2 separate regions of the Homo sapiens genome follow, and region 1 is linked to region 2. A link is a loop called in an ENCODE intact Hi-C map of the cell type or tissue named here. Cell type or tissue: psoas muscle. All regions are shown on one strand. Each heading gives the region's core, and the rest is flanking DNA. Links, peaks and the distances in the headings are about the cores only. Region 1 has its middle 14 kb from the start of PLCXD2. Region 2 overlaps PHLDB2 (pleckstrin homology like domain family B member 2).

What was found. Peaks named below come from ENCODE experiments on the same cell type or tissue, not always from the same donor. Only the 100,000 strongest peaks of a DNase experiment are listed, where the experiment ranks them.
Region 1: it touches region 2 in a loop (10-fold over the local background); 22 of 110 quality-filtered maps call a loop at or near these places.

The regions. Positions count from the first base shown.
Region 1 is chr3:111,658,649-111,663,048 of GRCh38, reverse strand. It overlaps a transcript of CD96 not described here. Among named protein-coding and RNA genes, the nearest start is that of PLCXD2, 14 kb to the left of the region's middle. In psoas muscle, for the core only: no CTCF peak of the experiment used is centred there; no DNase peak of the experiment used is centred there.
Region 2 is chr3:111,863,171-111,867,570 of GRCh38, reverse strand. The region is part of intron 1 of PHLDB2 (pleckstrin homology like domain family B member 2); the gene reads right to left. Among named protein-coding and RNA genes, the nearest start is that of PHLDB2, 6.1 kb to the right of the region's middle. In psoas muscle, for the core only: a CTCF peak has its summit at 2,666; no DNase peak of the experiment used is centred there; H3K4me3 peaks cover 1,146 bases; H3K27ac peaks cover 1,651 bases.

The DNA of each region.
Region 1 (4,400 bases), core at 157-4,156, 200 kb after region 2:
CCTGTATAGCCTGTGGAATTGCGAGTCAGTTAAACCTCTTTTCTCCATAAATTACTCAGTCTCAGGTATGTCTCTATAGCAGTGTGAGAATGGACTAATACAGAAAATTGGTGCCAGAGAAGTGGGGCATTGCTATAAAGATACCTGAAAATGTGGACACAACATTGGAACTGGGTAAGGAGCAGAGGTTGGAACAGTTTGCAGGGATCAGAAGAAGGCAGGAAGATGAGGGAAAGTTTGGAACTTCCTAGAAACTTGTTGAATGGACCAAAATGTGGATAGTGATATAGACAGTGAAGCCCGGGCTGTGGTTGTCTCAGATGGAGATGTGGAACTTATTGGGAACTGGAGTAAAGGTAACTTTTGTTATGCTTTAGCAAAGAGACTGGTGGCATTTTGCCTCTGCTGTAGAAACCTATGGAACTTTGAACTTAAGAGAGATGATTTAGAATATCTGGGAGAAGAAATTTCTAAGTGCAAAGCAAGTAAATTGGTGACTTCTTAAAGCCTATGCTCATTTGCATAAACAAAGAAATAACCTGAAACTAGAACTTATATTTAAAAAGGAAGCACAGCATAAAAGGTTGGAAAATTTGTAGCCCAACCATGTGGTAGAAAAGAAAAATCCATTTTCTGGGGGGACTTTCGAGGCTGCTGCAGAAGTTTGCATAAGTAAAGAAGAGCTGAATGTTAATAGCCAAGACAATGGGGAAAATGCCTCCAAGGCATTTCAGAGACCTTCACAGCAGCACCTTTCATCACAGGCCTGGAGGACTAAGAGGGAAAAATGGTTTCCTGGGCTAGGCCCAGGGCTCCACTGCTCTGTGCAGCCTTGGTACATGGTGCCCTGCATCCCAGCCACTCCAGCTCCAACTGTGCCTGAAAGGGGCTCAGTTACAGCTCAGGCTGTTGCTTCAGAGGGTGCAAGCCCAAGCCTTGGAAGCTTCCATGTGGTTTTGGACCTGCAGGTGCGTAGAAGGTAAGAGTTAAGGTTTGAGAACCTCTCCCTAGATTTCAAAGAATGTACGAAAATGCCTGAATGTCCAGGTAGAAGTCTGCTGCAGGGGCAGAGCCCTCAGGAAGAACCTCTACTAGGGTAAGGCAAAGGGGAAATGTGAGCTTGGAACCCCCATACATAGTCCCCACTGGGGCACTGCCTAGTGGAGCTGTGAGAAGAGGGCTACTGTTCTCCAGGCCCCAGAATGGTAGATCCACTGACAACCTCACCATGCACCTAGAAAAACTGCAGGCACTCAATGATGGCCTGTGAAAGCAGCCAAGAGGACTGTACTCAGCAGAATCACAGGGGCGGAGCTTTCCAAGGCCTTGGGAGCCCACCCTTTGCATCAGTGTGACCTGGATGTGAGACATAAAGGAGATTATTTTGGAGCTTTAAGATTTAATGATGGCCCTGCTGGTGTTCAGACTTGCATGGGGCCTGTAGCCCCTTTGTTTTGGCCAATTTCTCCCTTTCAGAATGGGAGCATTTACCCAACATCTGTACCCTCATTGTATCTTGGAAGTAACTAACTTGTTTTTTATTTTACAGGCTCATAGGCAGAAGGGACTCGCCTTGTCTCAGATGAGACTTTGGACTTGGACTTTTTACTTAATGTTGGAATGAGTTAAGACTTTTGGGGACTGCTAGGAAGGCATGATTGTATTTTGAAATGTGAGAAGGACATGATATTTGGGAAGGACCCGAGTGGAATGATATGGTTTGGATCTGTGTCCCCATCTAAATCTCATGTTGAATTGTAATTTCCAGTGTTGGGAGAGGGGCTTGGTGGGAGGTGACTGGATCATGGAAGTGGGTGTCCCCCTTCCTGTTCCCAGGACAGTGAGTGAGTTCTCATGAGATCTTGTTGTTTTTTAAAAGTGTGTAGCACTTTCCCCTTCACTCTGTCACTCCTGCCGCCATGTGAAGACATGCTTGGTTCCCCTTCACCCTTCTGCCATGATTGTTAAGTTTCCTGAGGCTTCCCCAGCCATTCCTCCATACAGCCTGTGGAACTCTGAGTCAATTAAATCTCTTTTCTCCATAAATTACCCAGTTTCAGGTATGTCTCTATAGGTGTGAGAATGGACTAGTAGAAAGGCCAATGTCATCAATAGTATTTCCTAGATTTTCTTCTAGGATTTTATAGTTTAAGGTACATTTAAATATTTGATCCATTTTGAGTTAATTTTTTTATATGGTGAAAGATAGGAGTCCATCTTTGGTCTTCTGCATATGGCTAGCCAGTTATCCCAGCACCATTTATTGAATTAGGAGTTCTTTCCCCATTGCTTGTTTGTATCAGCCTTGTTGAAGATCAGATAGTTGTACATGTATGGCCTTATTTATGAATTTTCTATTCTGTTGCACGGGTTTATGTGTCTGTTTTTGTACCAGAACCAAGCTGCTTTGGTTACTGTAGCTTTATAGTATAATTTGAAGTTGGGTAGTGTGATGCCTCCAGCTTTGTTCTTTTTGTTTTGGATTGCTTTGGCTATTCAGCCTTGTTTTTGCTTCCATATAGATGTTAGAATAGTTTTTTTTTCTAATTCTGTGAAGAATAACTTTGGTAGTTTGATAGAAATAGCATTGAATATGCAAATTTCTCTGGCTAGTATGGCCATTTAAAAAATATTGATTATTCCAATCTATGAGCATGGCATGTTTTTCCATTTATTTGTGTCATCTCTGATTTCTTTCAACAGTGTTTTGTAGTTTTTCTTGTAGAGATTGTTCACTTCCTTGGTTAGCAGTATTCCTAGGTATTTTGTTTTCTTCATAGCTATTGTAAGTGGGTTTGTGTTCTTGATTTCACTCGCAGCCTGGATGTTTCTGGTGCATAGAAATGCTACTGATTTATACACTGATTCTGTGACCTGAAATTATACTAGTCTGTGAGTTGTAGGAGCCTTCTGGCAGAGTCTTTAGGATTTTCTATACAGAGTCATGCCATAAGTGAAGAGAGATAGTTTGACTTCTTTCACTATTGGGATGGCTTTTGTTTCTTTCTCTTGCCTGATTGCTCTGGCTAGGACTTCCAGCACTATGTATAACAGGAGTGGTGAGAATGGACATACTTGTCTTGTTTCAGTTCTCAAGGGGAATGGCTTGAGCTTTTGCCTATTCAGTATGATGTTGGCTGTGGGTTGGGCATGTATAACTCCTATTATTTTGATGTATGTTCCTTTGATGCCTAATCTGTTGAGGAATTTTTTCATGAAAGAATGTTGGATTTTATCTTAAGCTTTTTCTGTATCTATTGAGATGATCATATGTCTCTTGCTTTTAATTCTGTTTATGTGGTGAATCCTATTTATTGGTATGAATATGTTAAACCAGCCTTGCATCCCAGAAATAAAGCCTACTTGATTATGGTATGTTAACTTTTTGATGTGCTGCTAGATTTGGTTTGCTAATATTTTTGGAAATTAAAGAACTTCCTCCTGAATAACTACTGGGTAAAATAAAAAAATTCCTTGCAACTAATGAAAATAGGTTTACAAGTTACCAAAATCTCTGGGATGCAGCCAAAGCAGTGTTAAGAGGAAAGTTTAAAGTCCTAAATGCTTTCATCAAGAAGTTAGAAACATCTAAAAATTAGCAGTCTAATTCTGCACCTAAAAGAATAGAAAACCAACCCCAAAGCTAACAGAAGTAAAAAAATAATTAAAATTAGAGAAGAGCTTAATGAAGTTGAGATGCAAAAGATCCATGAAACAAAAAGTAGGTTCTTCAAAAAAATAAAATAAGAGATTGATAGACTGGTAGCAAGATTAACAAAGAAAAGGAAAGAGAAGATTCAAATAAGAACAATCAGAAACAATATTACAACTGATCCCACGTAAATACAAAAGATCCTCAGGGACTATGATCAACTATATGCACAGAAGTTAGAAAATCTAGAGGAAATGGATAAATTTCTGGAAACACACAATCTCCCAAGATTAAATCAGGAAGCAATTGAAATCTTGAATAGACTAATATCAACTTCTGAAATTGAATTAGTAACAAAGAACCTACAAAGCAAAAGAAGCCCTGGACCCAATGGATTCACAGCCAAATTCTACCAGATGTACAAAGAACTGACACGATCCTACTGAAACTATTCCAGAAAATTGAGGAGGAGGGGCTTTTCCCTAACTCATTCTCTGAAGCCAGCATCAGACTGATACCAAAATCTGGCAGAGACACAATGAAAAAAGAGAACTTCAGGCCAATATCCCTGATGAACACAGACACAATAGAATATATCTTATTTTGTATTTATTTGATGCTACTTTGTGATTAGATTTAGTTTGGTTATTCTCTGCCCTAATACTCCATAGGTGATATTGTATCCTTCCCAGAGTATTACATTTGGAGGAGCACAAGATCCCTGTCTCTCTCACTGATGATATTAATT
Region 2 (4,400 bases), core at 186-4,185:
GAATGAAATATGATGATGTTTGGAATCTGCTTTATAACAATCCATGTTTTAGGGTAAAGTGAGGTTTACAAATGAAACAAGATTAGCATATATAAATAATTGTTGAAGCTGGGTGATAAGTACATTGATCTTTGTTTATTATTTTATTATTATTTTAGTATACATTTAAATTTTTGTGTAGTTTAATATTTTTCATGATAAAGTATCTTTTAAAAAAGCTACGTGCATTCTGCAAGTCAACATCAATAAAATGTGTATACTGCCTTAAAAATTATAGTAGCTGACTTTACAAAGAAGGTTGGGGTCATATCACTGGCTCCTAGCTGATTTTTTTTTTAAGTATAAAATACTAACTCTTTATCATACTGAATTAAGTTCCTAAAAGCTGATACATGTATTTTTAAGTAACTGGGAGAAGTTTGAAAGCAAATACATTTTCAAGATAACAAGTAAGCAGGCCATCACATTTAAGATATTTGCAAGATAACGTTATGTGGGGTAGCTAAGTGTCACCACTGCGTGCCCAAATAATGATTTCTTCATAAAACTGTCAAACCCTCCATATCAAGAATTCCAGCCTCAATTAAAAGGTTAAAATACACACACACACACACACACACACACACACACACACACACACCCCTTAGAAACTTATGTTAAGGAAGAGAGTGGAGGAGCTCTTTAGGTCAAGTTCTTCACAGAATCCTAACCAAGGATCCTGATCAAGTCCCCCGTAAAGCTAGAAGGGTCTTCCTTTACTACGTAATCACCCAGTGAAGTGCAGAATCATGGGATAACTAACTTCAGATACTCTTCTTTAATCACAGGAGTGCTACAGGGAAAAGCACCCTCTGATCTTTTGATCTCAAAGCTAATTTCAAGCAAGAGAATTATCAACCTGGGGATCATATGTAGATAAAGATGCTCTCTCTTGACCCTGAAACCACCTCCGTGGACTTTAACTGGAAGCTGAGGAGAGTGTATGGGAGGGAAACTCTCCGATCTTGCCGCCATCCTGCCCCATCCCACACTACTGATCAAAAGACACTCCCTTAAGAGTAATATTTAATTTTTCCAAAGTAACATTCCCCAGACCTAAATACTTGCTGGAATTCCCATTCCCTAACCCAAGATTTATGAACTGGGAATAGTCAGGGTACAAACAGGCTCACAAGAGGTGGAACAAACACAGGTCAACCACATCTTCCATGTTTGTAATGCATTTCGCTTTACATCACAAATTGAGTACATGAGGCCGGGCTCGGTGGCTCATGCCTGTAATTCCAGCACTCTGTGATGCTGAGGTGGGCAGATCACCAAAGGTCAGGAGTCTGAGACCACCCTGGCCAATATGGCGAAACCCCATCACTATTAAAGTACAGAAATTAGCTGGGTGTGGTGGTGCATGCCTGTAATCCCAGCTACTCGGGAGGCTGAGGCAGGATAATCACTTGAACCTGGGAGGCCGAGGTTGCAGTGAGCTGGATCGCACCACTGTACTCCAGCCTGGGTGACAGAGCAACTCTGTCTCCAAAAAAAAAAAAAAAAAAAAAAAATGAGTGGGTGGGGTAGGTTTCTAAAATATTGTAAAGTAAAAATAATAATTATGATAATATCATATCTTCATTACTTAGCAGCTGATTGTGCAGAATGAGTATTATAAAACACTTAATTTTTCCCTTCCATGCTATCTACCTTTTGACCACTTACTGCTTGAAAGAAGGGAAATAACTTGAACAAGTCAAGATAAACAATTGACTAAGTTTAATTTAATTTTAATCAATGCTTTTTTTTTAATAACTCTGGCCAAAAGATCTAATAAAGGAAATGGTTACGTTAGGATGTTATTTTTATTACAGTGGCCAATCTAGTAGAAAGAACACTGGATAGGCTGCCAGGGAAGCAAGTCAGAAGATCCATCTTAGTTCTGGTTCTGCTAACAGAACTAAGATCTGGAGCACGTCAATTCGCCTGTCTTCATTTTGTTTCAACAGGAGTTTCTCCATACTCAACATGGTGAGAGTGAACTACATGTTCTTTCTGCTCCAACTTTCTGGACTCCCACAGATACTGGTTAAATAACACAGGAGTGCTCATTACATAATGCAGGAAATGGAAATGACCACAGAACAGAAATAGTTTTAGTGATAAGGTGGCAGCTACCTAATTGGGAAAAGATTTCACCGGACTGTTGCCCATGACATTCCAAAGGCATGGTAAATTGTTTTAGCATAACATAGTGGGAAAAAGGCCTGGTCAGAGTTATGGTAATGTAATATAATATGGGTATTTGATTGAGCATGATGTATAAGAAAGGTTTTGTCTGCATTCCCATGGCTTGCAGTTTCCTTAATAAATCTTAAGCTGTTTTTGAAAAGCTACTTCTGCAATGACGTAAGCAGTGAGGCAGCCAGACATCACTTCTCAATCCCCTCTGAATATCTCTTGGCTGTGCGGCACTATTCACACTGGGTCTGCACTGGTCAAAAGAATGTAGGAGCTGGGTTTCTTTTGCCTTTATCTTTCCTTGTTTTAGCAGTAGGGTGGTCAAGAAAGAAATCTTGGAAAACTCTTGTAATCTTTAACTTTTTTGCTATTTCATAGGCTAGTTCCATGAACATACTGCCATCTAGGGCAGTCACATGCAATGTGCAAACAAAACATTCTAAGATGATCAACACCAATTCCCACTGAATTAGCAGCAAGTCTCAGAAAAAGCTGACCTGGCTTAAGGCCATCGATAAACAGTGGCATACACAATATTTTCTTTCCTTTTACTTTGTAAAGTAAGGAAAAGCACTTCATCTAATAAAATCAACCTAACACACTAAACAAGTATCTCCTGTAAAAATCCTCTCAAAAACTTTTTGACTAACCCTGTTACTCTATATCTTATTAATCTGTTTCTTTGTATAGCAATTACCTACAACCTCTAGTTTCCCACACAACAGTAAAATGATTTTTACACTTGGGTTTCTCTTATTGACCACTAGCTGCTATAGACAACTATCTTGCCTTTAAAGCAGATACAGCACAAAGCTCCTTTTCTGCAATGTCTAAGAAACATCCTTAAGCGTCATGAAAACAACTGTAAGCAAATTAACTCCCAGAAGGTTCAAATTCCTGGATGAACATAGAGAGAAGTTCTGCCTTGCTAAATGTTTACTTTGAAGGGATTTGAAAATCTGAGCTAACAATTTTGGTTTCATTTATTTTTAAAAGACAAGTTACTTTAATCAAATCCCAATAAATATTTCTAGCCAACAGTTATTTTTTTAAAAACTACTCCTGTCTCCTCTCCCATCATCTGAAAAACAGTAACAAGAATGGCCAGATGAAAGATGATAATGAAAAGACTGCTACACCCCTTTTGCATAGTACCTGCGGGGGGGCAGATCCCTTAAAAGGGCTATCACTCTTGAGTCATTTCTAAATATATCACTATGTACTTGGCTTTGAGGTGCACCCTTTGGCTAGTTGTCAAAATGATAAGAAACTATCTTAACACTTTTCAGAGGTTTTATGTCTCCCACCAAAGGCATACTAAAAACTTTCCTATATGGCCAGAACCTGTCAGATTTGAGTATTAGATAAAATAACTACCACAGGAGGACAGCTTGGCACCCAGAACTAGAATCTATAATCATGAGCCTAATGGCTAACCATAGCAATGTAAACAGGAGAGTATACATGTTTGTAATTAATCAGGCTATGGTGTACAACTTTTCTGATAATCATAAACTCATTAAGGTAACTCCTTTCTATAAACAGCCATTCACAAATACCATGCTTTTTAAACTCTCCCAAGTAATTAACAATAACTTTCTTTACTATCATTTTCTTTCCCATTAGGTAAACACATGGAATGGTAGAGACTGTGGGTGCAGGAGAAAGTACAATAGAACAGGAGGCTTGCAGATTCTGCCGCTATCTAACCCAGTTAGTTGGTTGGAGGGAAAAGATTCAGATAAGAGGATTTCTAAGGTTCCTTTTACCCCCATAGTTATTTTGTTCTACATGCTGAAAGAATAGCTAAGCTTGAATTGTCTTCTGATTCTTAATCCTAGTTCTATGCAATTGAATTTATATTAGATATCCCCTCATCAGCTTATGAATTTCTCCCACAATTTCCCCAACACTTGCTCATTTCCATATATGCCAGGTGTCTTTTTTTCTTCCATACTCAGGAGGCCTCTGTAATTCTCCCTTCTGTCCAAGCCAGCCCTATCCATTCATGTACTCTACTCTTAACCGATAAGGCAGGGAGGAACAGAAAATCTCAAATGTTCTGTTTTGTACCTGGATTCAAAAGCAACATCTGCTATGTCTGTGGAACCATCTGTTGCCTACTTTGCCATGGAAAGGACAGTACAGGCATCAGAAGTGGAGTGTCACAGGTC